2 separate regions of the Homo sapiens genome follow, and region 2 is linked to region 1. A link is an interaction called in ENCODE POLR2A ChIA-PET data of the cell type or tissue named here. Cell type or tissue: GM12878. All regions are shown on one strand. Each heading gives the region's core, and the rest is flanking DNA. Links, peaks and the distances in the headings are about the cores only. Region 1 overlaps LOC105373109 (a long non-coding RNA gene). Region 2 overlaps CNIH3 (cornichon family AMPA receptor auxiliary protein 3).

Region 1 (7,056 bases), core at 1,155-5,154:
GGCGCACATTTGAGCTCCAACTGCATGGATTCTATTTCTGGCTGGGTCACATATTAGCTGTGTTAACATTGGGCAAGTTTCTTAACTTCTCTGTGCCTCTGGTTTCTCACCTACAAATGTGATTTTTAAAAAACCCAACGATTGGCAGGGCACAGTGGCTCACGCCCGTAATCCCAGCACTTTGGGTGGCCAAAATGGGTGGGTCACTTGAGGTCAGGAGTTTGAGACCAGCCTGGCCAACATGGCGAAACGCCGTCTCTACTAAAAATACAAAAATTAGCCAGGCGTGGTGGCAGGCACCTGTAGTCCCAGCTACTGGAGGCTGAGTGGGGGGAATCTCTTGAACCCAGGAGGTGGAGGTTGCAGTGAGCTGAGATCGCAAAACTGCACTCCAGCCTGGGTGACAGAGCAAGACTCCATCTCAAAAAAAAAAAAAGATTTTTATCTCATGGCAGTGTGGTTAAGATAAAATGAGCTCCTAATCATAAAGCACTTAGGGTAATGCCCAATACAGAGCTGGCAATATGTGTTTGTTATTGTCACTTCCAATCCCAGCTCTAAAGCCCCTTCCTCTGTGAGGTTCATCAGTGTCCTGCAATGAATGGCCCCTCTGTTATCTCTTACCATTTGTATAGAAATTATCTGTCTATAGTAGTTCCTCTATCCACAGCTTTGCTTTCTGCAGTTTCAGTTACCCGCAGTCAACCACAGTATGAAAATACTAAGTGGAAAATTCCAGAAATGAACAATTCATAAATTTTAAATTGCACATCATTCTGAGCAGTATGATGAAATCTCATGCTGTCCTGCTCTGTCCTGGGCATCTCACTCCGTCCTGCCTGAGACATGAATCATTCCTTTGTCCAGCGTATCCAGCTGTCTCTACTCTCCACCGTTAATCACTTAGTAGCTGTCTCAGTTATCCGATTGATTGTCACTGTCTTGGGGTGTTTGTGGTCAAGTAACATTGTTAGCAATCAACAACAATCTTTCATTGTATTTTAAAGACTAGGATCTGATTCTTTCATATGTTGACAAAGGGCTTAGAAAGACAAAGACATTTCAATATTTCATTTTTTTTCCATTAAAACTTTGGCCTTACTTGTGGCATTTTCTTGCTGCAAATCCTATAAAATATTTAGTTTCCTAAGCACCTTGAAATTGAATCCTCATAAAGGAACTTCCGTCTGGAAATGTCAGGCATAATTTATTAACTCCTGTTTTTTGCATGTTGATTGTGATAGTACTGCAAATTCTGCAGCTCTGATTGGGAATGGACTGCAAATACAATATAGATATTGAAATAGACCAATTGCTTTCAAGGTAGAGGTAGAGGAAGTGGCTTGGAATCACTTTCAACTTTAGTGAATATGAGATCTGATGCACAGGATAATTTCAGCTCTCCAGGGCCTTAGCTGTTCCCTCTATCTGGTGTCCACCTGGCTAATGCCTTCACTCCTTGTAGGACTTTGCTCAAATCTAACATTATTTCACGTACAACCTATTTCATCCTCCTCAGGCACTCCTGACCTCCCCCACTTATGCTTTCTACTTTTGCTTTTTTCCAAACCATTTTAATACCTTCTATAGTCTACATAATTTATCTCCTTATGTTTATTATCTGTCTCACCCCAGTAGAATGTAAGCTCATGAGGGCAAGGACTTTTTGTTTTGTTTCAGGATGTAGCCCAAGTGCCTAGAGCATTTCCTGGCATGCAGTAGGTGCCCAATAAATATTGGTTGTATCAAAAGAAAAACTTATAACAAATTTAATTTAAAGATCAAATTGGCTTTTATTTACTATTTCAGAATCAGGCGACACTTCATTCTGAGACAGCCAAGTTAAAAGGGCTCCCCGGAGAATCTCCGACCTGTTTGCACACTGGGAAGATGGGGTGGAGCCTCAGGAAGTTTGTGCAGTTTGCAGGGTGAGGAGCCTGGCCTCTGCTGTTTCTGGGTGGTAACCAGGGATTCCATCTGTGAGGCGGGAAGCCTGCTAGCAGGATTCTCGCATTGCTGAGATTCCTTGTTTCCTTTTTTTCCTTTTCACCGAATAAACCCTGCCCTTCTCACCCTTCAAAGTGTCTGCAAGCCTAACCTTTCCTGGTCATGTGACAAGAACCCAGTTTTTCCTACAACAATTCTATAAAATAGAATGAATTTCCAATGAGCTGAGCAGAGGATGTTGGCTTTAGAGAGAGACAAGGGCTGAAGAAAGCAGATTGGTCATTTGTAAGTTACTTTCCATTTAGAATTTAAACAGAGGGGACTTTATTATACTGACACATATTGACCGGAATATCCTGGTTTTCTTTGGGAAACTGGCCTGTTTCAAGGTTCAGTTTGATTAAATGACACAGCACAAGTGACTCCATTCTGGTTTGGTTTGGTCTGCCGGTGCCTAGTGCAGGAGATAATCTAAAACAATGGCCTATGGTATTAGTTTGTTCTCGCACTACTATAAAGACATACCTGAGACTGGGTAATTTATGGAGAAAAGAAATTTAATTGACTTACAGTTCTGCAGGCTGTGCAGGAGGCATAGCTGGGGAGGCCTCGGGAAACTTACAATGATGGTGGAAGGCAAAGAGGAAGCAGGCACAATCTTCACATGGTAGAGCTGGAGAAAGAGAAGGGGGAAGTGCTACACACTTTTTTTTTTTTTTTGAAACAGGGTCTTACTCTGTTGCCCAGGCTGGAGTGTAGTGGCATGATCTTAGCTCACTGCAACCTCTGTTTCCTGGGTTCAAGCAATTCTCCAGCCTCACCCTCCCAAGTAGCTGAGACTACAAGCACGTGCTACCACACCCAGCTAATTTTTGTATTTTTTTGTAGGGACGAGGTTTTGCCATGTTGCCTAGGCTGGTCTCGAATTCCTGAGCTCAAAGTGGTTTGCCTGCCTTGGTCTCCCAAAGTGTTGGGATTATGCGCATGAGCCACTGCGCCTGGCCAGTGCTACACACTTTTAAACAACCAGATCTCATAAGAAGTCAGTCACTACCATGAGAACAGCAAAGGGGAAATCCACTCCCATGGTCCAATCACCACCCACCAGGTCCCTCCCACAACACTGGGGATTACAATTCAACACAAGATTTGGGTGGAGACACAAACACAAACCATATCACCTCCCATAAATTTTGTTTAACAATTCCCCTCTTTGGTCACTCTCACCTAGACCATTAGTGCTATTCTCAGTTACCATCACTTTGGGTTTCTGGTCTGAAAACATTATTTATAGGTTACAGTGTCCTCATTAACATACTTTTTTGGAGTTTTCTCAGAGCAAAGATAAATATCTAAGAGGGAAAAGCCACAGGGTTGGGTAGTGTAATGTTTTCACAATGTTTCTTTAATGCACAGAAGTTTTCTTAAGGCTGGCATGTACCCTAGTGTCAGAACTAACCCTTGCTGTGACTCAGCTTATCCTAACACAGGTTACTTATTTTTAGGTGGCAAGTGCTTTAAGCAATGTGTAGGTGCCTAACACTTGCCCAGCAGTCAAATTGTGGCTTTGGCCCTGAGATCCCTTGACCAACATAGCCAATGATATCTTCCTACATGGGCACACAAGAAAAATAAACGAAGAGGAAAGAAGTGAAATCGCTCAGAATTTCTGAGAGCCAGAGTTGCATACCTCCTGCAGTAACAGACACTTTTTGCAACTGCTGTCAGTTACCTTTAAAACTGCAGCTCTTGCCAGTTGCTCATCAGTCACCACAAATCCCAAAAGGTCATATGCTCTCTCAGTACAAACTAACCCTGGATTTGAAAGCCAAAAAGATTGGAGAATTTCAAGGGAGGGAGGCAACGCAAAAAAAAAAAAAAAGCGAGTCCAACCCTAGAAAAACTTATTTACAAACCTTGGGGGCTCATTGAGGAAGGCAGGGGACCTGAAAAGGGGTCAGCAGTGCCTGTCCTGCACTCCCCAAGGGGGCTCAGGAATCATCAGCAGTCTCCCTTGGTTCCTTTTGTGGTTGCCCAAAATGGTTAAAAGACAAAATTATAACAAATTTAGCTTAAAGATATAATTGACTTTTTAATTGTTTTTGAGGTGGAGTCTCACTCTGTTGCCCAGGCTGAAGTGCAGTGGCACAATCTCGGCTCACTGCAACCTCTGCCTCCCGGGTTCAAGTGATTCTCCTGCATTAGCCTCCCTAGTAGCTGGGGCTACAGGCACGCACCACTATGCCTAGCTAACTTTTGTGTTTTTAGTAGAGATGGGCTTTCACCATGTTGGCCAGGGTGATCTCGAACTCCTGACCTCAGGTAATTCACCTGCCCCGGCCTCCCAAAGTTCTGGGATTACAGGTGTGAGCCACTGCACCGGGCCAGCTTTTATTTGTGATTCTAGAATTCTCATTTTAGAAAATAGAATGAGTTCAAGGAGCTGAGCATATGAATGTGACTTTATAATAGACAGAAAAGGGCTGAAGAAGGCGGAAATATTGAACAAAGAGCAGATGTGTTGTTTCAAAGTTACTTTCTTTAAAAGGATAAAACAGAGGGGATTTCTTTATCACACTGTCTGGTTGACTGAAATCTCCTATATTTTTGGAAAACTGGCCCCTTTGAAAGTTCAGTTAGATTATGTGACACTTAGCAAAAATGACTCCATTCTGATTTGGTCTGGTCTGCTGAGGCCTCATGTCAGAGGCTAGGACAAAACAGTGAACTCCCATAAAATTTGTTGAATAATTATATCAACTGCCAGGTCCCCAGCAATCGCCGATATTACCGACTAATAAGGCAAGGCTGAGTTTATTGCTCACTGCAGTGAGGGAGGGCACCTTGACCGAGCTTGCATAGGGTCTTGAAGGGAGAAAGAAAGACAAATTTATTGAGAACTTGAAGTTTGGTTTAAGGCAAGTCTTTCAATGGAGGGAGGAAAGCTGTTGAGAATGTTTTAATATCTTTATCTGTTTCTATTTTCCTACACGAAAACATAAGGATTCTGATATAGGGAAAGAATAACTCCCCTAGGTTCTAAACTGGAATAGACCCCTGTTACAAAAGACAGATTAAATAAGAGGAAAACAAACAGAAGTGTATTAACATGTATATTTCATATATACATGGGAGACACCCAGAGAATGAGTAGTTTTCAAAGAGGTGCGTTAGAATTCCAGTTCAAACAGTACATTTTTAGGATGTGACAAGACAAAGGAAAAGGACGTTGAGTCTCTAAGGGCAGCAACTTGGAGGAAGGAAATGAGTGGCAATAAAGGCCAGTAAGTAAAGCTTGTTAATGTAGATTCTTCTGGTATCATCTCTAGGCCAATAAGGGTCCGAAGTTGTCTTTGGTAGTTAATATTTTTGCTCTTCCCAGTAGAAGGTGGGGCAGGATACCTTTTGTTTTTGTAAATCTATGTCCTGCTTTTAGGCAAATAGAGGGAGGGCAGAGAGCTTTCTTGCATCTGCTGCTTCTTCATTGCCTTCAGCTCAACAATCCTTCATATTTTCCTGTGGCATATTTCTGATCTCCCACACTGGATCAAGGAAAATTATTATTACTTATTATAGCCGTAACTGCTGCAGTTCCCCACACCCCAGTTATTCCCTCTTCTGAGGTGATGTGATGAGGGCCAGATGGCTGGGCTCTGTGTATAAAGGGGTCTTCTTGTACTACAAGAGAGGAACCCTGAAATTATCCATCTGGCAGTTTACATAGGATGGCTTGCCCAGCAGGTTTTCTGAGAGAAAAAAAAAAAAAATCTCTGCTATAAAGAAAATCTCCTTGGAAAGAGAAGGGGAAGAGCCCTTTGGAATGTAAATACATGTCTCTGGGGAAAGATAAGACAAGCTTGGCAGAGTTTACAACCTTGGAATGGCTCCATGTCTGGGTTTTATTCTCCTTTGAATCTGGTTCTTACTCTCCTTTGAAATGTAAACACATACCTCCATGGAAGTACCTCCAGGGAGATAAATCTTTCAGGAGTTCTCCGGTGATCCAATTACCCTTTAACTTCCAAGATTTGTCCTTTAACCCAGATTCCAGTAAAATTTACTCAAGAAGAAGCCTAACAATGCAGAAACATGAAAATGTTTACTTCCTGACATGACCTTGATTAGGACTTGATAAGGATCATGATCTAACAGTTATGGAAATAAATGAAGGCCACTCAAAGGAGACGAGGCAAAGGCTATTTATTTGGAGCTTACTATAGCAAGGAAATCAGCCACCATCACTTGCAGTTGGCATTGACTCAAAGGAAGGCAGAGGAGTGGGAACACTTTATATTGGGAAAAAGGGCATTCATGCATGCCCTGATTGGAGGCTGTTGGCAATGGGAGGTTAAATGCAGATTGATCAAAATTGGGGCATTCCATTGATTGGTTAGGGGTGCATATTTAGCTTTCTCCAGTTGGTCCTAAGTTGGAAGCAGGGACAAAAATGAGGTAAGTTGGCAGTTATTAATAAGTCCTGGCTGTTTGGGGTCAATTGTGACAGGGTTATTTTTTGGCTCCTCGGACTGTTTGTAGAGATAGTGGTCTAATTTCTTATGTATTAGTCTGTTCTCATACTGCTAATAAAGACATACCCGGGACGGGGTAATTTATAAAGAAAAAGAGGTTTAATGGACTCACAATCATGGCAGAAGGTGAAAGAGGAGCAAAGGCATGTCTTACATGGTGGCAGGCAAGAGAGCATGTGCAGGGTGTAAGGTCCTCTGAGCTGGCTGCACCATGGTCAAGCCATCGTGACATTCCCCTGCCCTTGTGATAATGTACTTTGTGATATTCCCAGTCCTTGTGAATGTACTTTGTAACATCCTCCCCGCCCTTGTGAATGTACTTTGTAACATCCTCTCTGCCCTTGAGAATGTACTTTGTAACATCCATCCCCTGCCTGCAAAAAATTGCTCCTAAATCTACCACCTATCCCAAACCTAAAAGAACCAATGATAATCCCACCACTCTTCACTGACTCCTTTCTCAGACTCAGCCCACTTGCACCCAAGTGAATAAACAGCCTTGTTGCTCACACTAAGCCTGCTCAGGTGGTCTCTTGCATGGACATGCATAACATTTGGTGCTGAAACCCAGGACAGGGGA
Region 2 (7,056 bases), core at 1,795-5,794, 140 kb before region 1:
TGTTGCCCAGGCTGGTCTTGAACTCCTGGGCTCATGTGATCTACCCGCCTCAGCCTCCCAAAGTGCTGGGATTACAGGCGTGAGCCACCGTGCCCAGTAGCTCTTAACTGCTGGCTATCTTAGAAAACCTCTAGAAAAGTCTTCATCAAAGTGTGGGGTAAGGAAGGGAGGAAGGTGTGCTTTTTAAAAATGCAGATTCCTGGGCTTATAGCTACCTATTCAAACTTTCCAGGGCTGGGCTCTGCGTTTTAAACAAGCTCTCTGGACAATCTTGGTGCACACCTTGGTGGCTCTGGAGCATTCTACTTGGTTCTGCCTTCCCTCCCCTTTACATCCCCAGTGTCCGCAGACTCTGTGGGGTGCTCTGGGATGTTTACTGCTCCAGCCTGCAGGGAGCCTGACGGTCTTTGAAGCCTCCGGAGATTTCTACGGTGCCCAGTGGGTTCACCTAAGTCTTTCTGACTCCAAGTCTGAACTATTTAACAACCAAAGGCTTGTCAGATGGGTTTCTGTCTTGGGAGACCTACAGAGTGTGGACAAAGCCGCCGTGGGCTTAGGGACTTGCCACCTTGGAGGTTAGGTTTTTTCCCTGCAGTGTGCTCAACCCTGCTTTCTTTGTGGAGCCACAGACTTCCCCTTCTGCAGAGTCATGGGCTGAGTGGCCTGTCCCCAGAGACAGCACTGTCTCTCCTCTAAGCCAACAGAATGAGACCATTGTTTTCATTAGCTCCTGCCCCTTTAGCCTGGGATCCACCTCAGTGTGGATGAAGACAGAGGCGAGACTTTCCCTCATTTCAGTTTTGTTGCAGTAACTGCTGGAGCCGAGGCGTCGCAGGGAAGAAGCCATATGAGTTCACAGGGAGGGAAGCGGCTGTGCGTGCTCCGCTGCGGGGGTGGGAGGGGGTGGGGTAGGGAGGTCTTGGCAGCTCCTCTCGGTTAGATGGGTGTGATTGTTCTGTAACCGAGTGTGTTCCAGACAGTCTGTTTGACTGTTTGTCCTCTAATTCATTACTTCAGTTTGGCCCTGCCTTCATGATACATGTGTTAATCACTCTGTTTCTAAAACAAAATTGGAAACAGTTCCTGCAGCCTCACTGGGACCCTGGGTGGCCGCCACGGGCACCCACATTCTTTGTTGAATCTGGCCCCTTGGTGCTCTTTGGGGCTGCTTAAAAGACTCTGTTTCTCCCACCTTAGGAGCTGCCAGCCCCTCAGATCCGGAGCTGGTGGAGAGCACAGCAGCGTCAGCGCAGGCCACCGTGGGAGGGAGGGAAGGGGACTCGTGTATGCAGAGCCATGTCTGAACTGAGCTCAGGGCTAGAGACCCACACAACAGCGGGGAAGACGGGGTTGATAGTTTATAGTTTGAGCTCCCTGAGGGGCTCCTGAGGACTTCGGAGAGGTTAAGAAATGTGTCTCAGGTCCCTGCTAATAATTAGCAACATCTGGCTTCAGAGCCTGTGCTCTTTCTTCTATCCTGTTTGAACCGCATGGCACCCATCACCCCACTTCTCAGGTTGCCTTGTGGACCAGGTGATATTTGAGGGTTGTGTTAGAAGGGGACTAGCTAATGCAGATACTAATACTAGCTAGTGAGCCCAGTGTGAACAGTGTCTGCTCTGTAGAAAGATTTTTTTCCGACCTGAAGTAGTAGGACCACCCTCCTGCGTGGTTATTCTGGATCATGCCTGTTCCTCCTCAGGTTTATTTCTCTCCATCTATGTTATTTATGATTTACTTGTTCCTTGACACTGGAGACCATGTTGGTTTCATTCACCTCTGCGTCTGCAGTGTCCTGGCCCGTGCCTGGCACTCACTGAATCCTCGTGGTTTGTTGTTACAGCTTAGCTGTATGCTTCCTCAAGGCAGGAATTGGGGCTGCACACTCACCATTTTCCCCAGCACTGAGAATAGTGTCTGGCATAACGAATGAAAGTGAGTAAACAAAGGTATCCACTTGAGGCTTAGTACTGTTATGCAAAAAGCACTGGCTTTGGAGTTAGAATGTGGCTTCTCGCCCTGCTGTCACTCCTCATCTGGCCCTCAGCTTCCCCAAGTAGAGTAAGTCCCTCTTGCTCCAGGTCTGACCAGTGGTTCTCTGTGTACATGAGGTGTGTGAGGTTCCTGAAGATGGAACTTGAGCTACTCAGAGGAGCTCATTGGGCATCCACAGCTGCAAAGGGTTAGAAGTCAAACCTTTTCATTTCTTTCCTTTGGTTTTACTTCTTAGATGAATCTTTTTTTCTCACTATAATGTGAAAAGATAGTTGGTTTCTTTTTCTGCGAAATAGACAAAGAGGTATATTTTGGTGCAGATCATTCCTCAGCCTTGCAAAATTACCCTGAAGCCCTTACTAAGCGCACAGGGATACATGTCCCCTTCACCCCACTCTTAGTAGTATTGGGGCAATACTTTAGGTCACACACTTTTAATGCATGTTTAATTCCTGGAGTCCATTAAAAATAAGAGGGCCAGGGAGTTACCCAATCAAGAATTCATTGAGTTCTGGTGCCCAGAGGGCTTATGTTCCCACGCTGGCCTTTGCAGTAGTGATGATGATCTTTCCCCCAGCACTACCGTATTATCCAGCATCATCTGGGAGCCCCTGGACACAGCCATCATGCAAGCACATGGCAGCTGGTGGCATAAAGAATCCACTGCACCCCCACCTCCACCCCCAGACCTGCCCTGCAATTGCACAAAAAGGAAAACAACCATAATCATCATCCTGATGAGAATGATAATAGGCACTTAGAGCTTTCACATCTTTTATCCAAGGGATACAATATGCTCTCCCAAAAAATTTTTATTCCAGTGTTGTGGGAAGTAGAAGGGGCACAGTAGTGGAGTTGGCGAGATGCTGTAGTGACAGGAATGAGGGAGAAGCCAAGGGGTCTGGCCTCTGGAAGGTCCCTCTCCTGAGGGGCAGCCTGAGTCCTCTGTGGGCTTCTACTAACACCTTCCTCTCTTTTTTTTTTTTTTTTTTTTTTTTTGCATTCAGCATGATCTACACTTTAGTGAGCTCTTAACGCAAAGACCATGCACATCATCAGAGACTGAGATGGGAGAGGCCTGAGACGGAGAGGTGCATTTCTGCTGGTGACTGGAGGAGGGACCAGAATGAGGATACGTGAGAAATAGACCCGGCAGGCAGTCAGACTGAATGGGAGCTGGAATCACGCAGCAGCTGGGAGCCGAGTTAACCCTGCGTGTCTGTGTCACCCTGTTTGTCAATCTTTGGCATTCGAATTCCACACACGGGGTCCTAGAGCCCTTCTGAGCATCAGTGGTGTGGGGGAGTAGGTGACGAAACACTAGACCTCTCCTGAGAGAGAATTGCTGCTTCCTGAATCCACTTCATTGAACAGCACCTTGCAAGTTCAAATGAGTTCCTGGGAGCGGAGGCTGGAAGGCCACAAGGTGCTTGCTAAGGAACAGAATGACCCAGAGTCAAGGCCAAGTCTGCAGGGACCTGTTGAAAGCCTCGAGAATGTCTTGGCTGCCCAAGACTCTTGTTGCCTTTCTTCCAAGCCATGGCCATGCCCTTTTTCTCAAATGGGAGGGGCTGGAGGGTGTGTGGGATTTGTCTTCAGCTGCAACCAGCCTTGAGCCTGCTGGGCTATTTTCAGCTGAGGAGGGGTGAATATAGGAAAAATGCATTTTTGAAACGTTTGCAACATGATCAAGGTGTTAGTTCTCCACCACACAAGTTGTATTCTTCTTTTGCCACCTCAAACCATCACAGAGTCTTTAAATGCAAATCAATTGGTCAATGCTAGTCAAAGCTATGTTCTTACAAAAACCCCAGACAGCTCAGAGCTCAGAAAATCCTGTGGAGTGGCTGCTCTGTACCGTGGGCATCCGGCAGCCAGGAAGTGAGACAACATAATTATAACTTTGTTTTATGATGCTGCATCATTTGTACTGTTTAGGTCGACGTGAGGACATCATCTTATTTAGAATTTTCCGTTTGGCATTCTCTTTTGGGTGGGAGTTATGCTGGGGGTTGTAAATAATGACAAGGCTGAGATTTTTATGATGTTTAAATTGGGCACAATGATTTTGACCTTATTCCCCAAACTTCTTTTCTTTTCTACTGTTTAACATACACAGGCTATTTATACACGTCCCCAGCTCCCATCTGAAACCTGTGACTCAGGTTTATGAATGGTGTTTGTGTAGCAACACATTGTGTGCTATGTTTATTAAAATGCAGCGACAACTTGAGTGTCTCACTTAACTGGCTCTCTCATTTCAACCATTACAGCTGAATTTGTCTACATATGGTTGGAAAACTGATAGGAAGAAAAGGCAAATTTTCAAAAAGGCATCATGCTGCTAAAAATTCTGTGGAAAACAAAATGCAGACTTTTACTCTGAGGTTTATGGTATAAAACTGGAGAATTTGAGGTGATGATTTTGGGAGAAGGCTTCCTCTTGGCCAATGCCCTTTTTACCGACCAGGTAACTGTTGTTAGGGATAGAGTTACCTTTCGGCTGCTTGGGCCTGGCTTTGGCTTCATTCCTGAGAAGACTAGTGACCCTCATCCAGAGAGGCAAGCCTTGGATGGCAGGCTGCAGACGCTAATCTAATCGCACAGCCGTCCTGCAAATGCAACTGGATGTAGAAGGTGAATGGTCTGTGTTACTTCTCACCATGGAGCTGTTTTGTTTCTATACTCTGTCTTCTTTCAGAAAGATTTGTAGTGGCTCATAATAGGAGACACAAGTACACAAAGACCATTAAAATGGAAGTAGAAATGTCTTTTTTTTTTTTTTTTTTTTTGAGATAGGGTCTCACTCTGTCGCCCAGGCTGGAGTGCAGTAGTGCAGTCATGGCTCTCTGCAGCTTTGACCCTCCTGGGCTCAGGTGTTGCTCCCACCTCAGTCTCCCGAGTAGACTACAGGTGCACACCACCATGTCTGGCTAATTTTTGTATTTTTTGTAGAGATGGGGTTTTGCCATGTTGCCCAGGCTGGTCTCAAACTCTTGGACTCAAGCAATCTGCTCACCTTCACCTCCCGAAGTGCTGGGATTATAGGCTAAGCCACTGCCACTGGCCTGACAGCTCTTATGTTTATGAAAGAGAAACATCCAGATATTTCCCTCCGACAAGTTGTGATTGGGAAGTAATTCTCGTGATCTGTTGGGAGTTTCAGTGAATTTTCAGTTCCTGGGAGAAGCTAATCATGATGATAAAGATAAGAGTAAAGGGCACAGTTGATGGGGCACGTGCTGTGCGCCAGGCACTGTGTTAAATGCTCACGGGGTGACCTCACCCACCCCTCACAGTGATCATGCACAGCAGGTTAGCTGTTCTCGTCCCCACGTCACCCATGAGAGAACTAGGGAGCCTCAGGGAAGGTGAGTCTTCCCTAGGTGAAGTAGCGCAGAACAAGGCCTTGATGCTACGAAGAAGTGGCCAAATAATGACAGTTATAAACCAAGGCACCTGGCAGTGATCTAGATGCTTCATATGCTTTTCCCTGATCCTCATGACAGTACCACAAGGTGGATATGATCTCTCTTTTATAGATGAGGAAACTGAGAAGAGGAGTCACTTGCAGAGAGCCACAGCTAGCAACGGGTATGTCTAGCTGTAGCTGGGATTTAAACCCAAGTCCGCCTCTTCTCACATAATTTTGTTCTTATTGCCCAGTCTCTTATTGTGTATCCCACAGAAGTGACCAAAGGGAAGAAGAGAGGAAAAGCAGGAGAAACTCCTCTGTTTTCCAAAATACAAAGTGAATATTTTCCTTGAGAGACAAAAAGCTCACCTTTCCAAGCATGCGTCAAGGAGAGAGCTTCCCAGTGGGGCAGAGTCAGCTCCTGAAGATGGTGTTGGTGAACTGGTTCCCATTCTTTAGAGAGGTAGAGCTATAGGCCTGGTGTGGCTGTGCCCAAAGGGTCAGAGGGGAACCTGGAAGAGTCACTTAAAGCTCACTTTTCGCTTTGCTAAGGTGGAAGAATAATGGCACCTACCACACTGGCTTTCTATAAAGATTAGATGAGTTCATACCTGCAAGTAACAGAACAGTACCCTGCGTGTGGTCAGCACACTCACTGTAGAGGGCGAGTCTTCCCTGCCATCTGGGCCAATCCATTGTTGTGTTGCTATAAAGGAATACCCGAGCCTGGGTAATTTATGAAGAAAAGAGATTTACTTGGCTCACAGTTCTGCAGGCTGTACGAGCATGGCTCCTCCCTCTGCTGAGGGCCCCAGGAAGCTTCTAATCATGGTGGAAGACAAAGGGATAGCAGACTTGTCACATGGTAAAGAGCAAGAGAGAGAAGGGAGAGGTTTCAGATGCTTAAACAACCAGATCTCATGTGAACTGAGCGAGAGTGCACTCATCCCCAAGGGAATGGCGTTAAGCCATTCATGAGGGATCTGCCCCCACAATCCAGTCACCTCCTACCAGGCCCCACCTCCAACATTTGCAACCACATTTCAATATGAGATTTGGAGGGGACAAACATCCAGACTGTATCACCATCCTTACTATGCCCTGTGCCCATTCCAGGGCAAGCTCCCTCCCTTTGGGAGGACCATGAAGCCAACTGGCCACGTGGAACAGGAGTGAAGATTCCTGGATGCTGCCGCCCTCCCGAGGCCCCATTCCTGTCTATAGTATCCTGAATGGAGGTCAGGCTGGGACCCGACCCCTCTTTTCAGTGTCATGTTCTCTGCTAATAATGATAACCACTGCTGTCGAGTACTTGCCATGTGCTGGATGCTCTGCAAAGCACTTGACATATGTAGTCTCATTTAATCCCCACATCAATATTATGGAATGGGAATAATTGTCTTCAATGCATAGTTGAAAATATTAAAGCTTATAGAGGTCTAGCAATTGAGCCAAGGTCACAATTGCTAATAAGTCATGGAGCCTAGACTTCCACCCAAGTCCTTTTGACTCCAAGGCTTTGACCATTTTCTCATTCCTGAAAGGGTGATAGAGTCCACGAGGACAGTGGGATGTGAGATAGAAGAGAAAAGGGGATGACGATGGGACAGCAGTGTGGCTCTGCTGAGCTCACATGTTTCACAGCA

The links. Peaks named below come from ENCODE experiments on the same cell type or tissue, not always from the same donor. Only the 100,000 strongest peaks of a DNase experiment are listed, where the experiment ranks them.
Region 2: POLR2A ChIA-PET joins it to region 1 with 6 read pairs; 1 of 35 experiments calls an interaction of 5 or more read pairs at or near these places.

What each region holds. Positions count from the first base shown.
Region 1 is chr1:224,878,762-224,885,817 of GRCh38, forward strand. It overlaps LOC105373109 (a long non-coding RNA gene), which reads right to left. Exons shown (of 3, transcript XR_949207.2): 2 at 5,899-6,020; 3 at 5,027-5,489. Among named protein-coding and RNA genes, the nearest start is that of DNAH14, 47 kb to the right of the region's middle. In GM12878, for the core only: no CTCF peak of the experiment used is centred there; a DNase peak (open chromatin) is centred at 3,160.
Region 2 is chr1:224,736,327-224,743,382 of GRCh38, forward strand. CNIH3 (cornichon family AMPA receptor auxiliary protein 3) reads left to right here. Exons shown (of 6, transcript NM_152495.2): 6 at 3,003-4,228. The coding sequence ends at 3,030. Among named protein-coding and RNA genes, the nearest start is that of CNIH3-AS1, 9.3 kb to the left of the region's middle. RefSeq lists enhancers at 456-515, 866-915. In GM12878, for the core only: no CTCF peak of the experiment used is centred there; a DNase peak (open chromatin) is centred at 3,765; H3K4me3 peaks cover 707 bases; H3K27ac peaks cover 1,267 bases.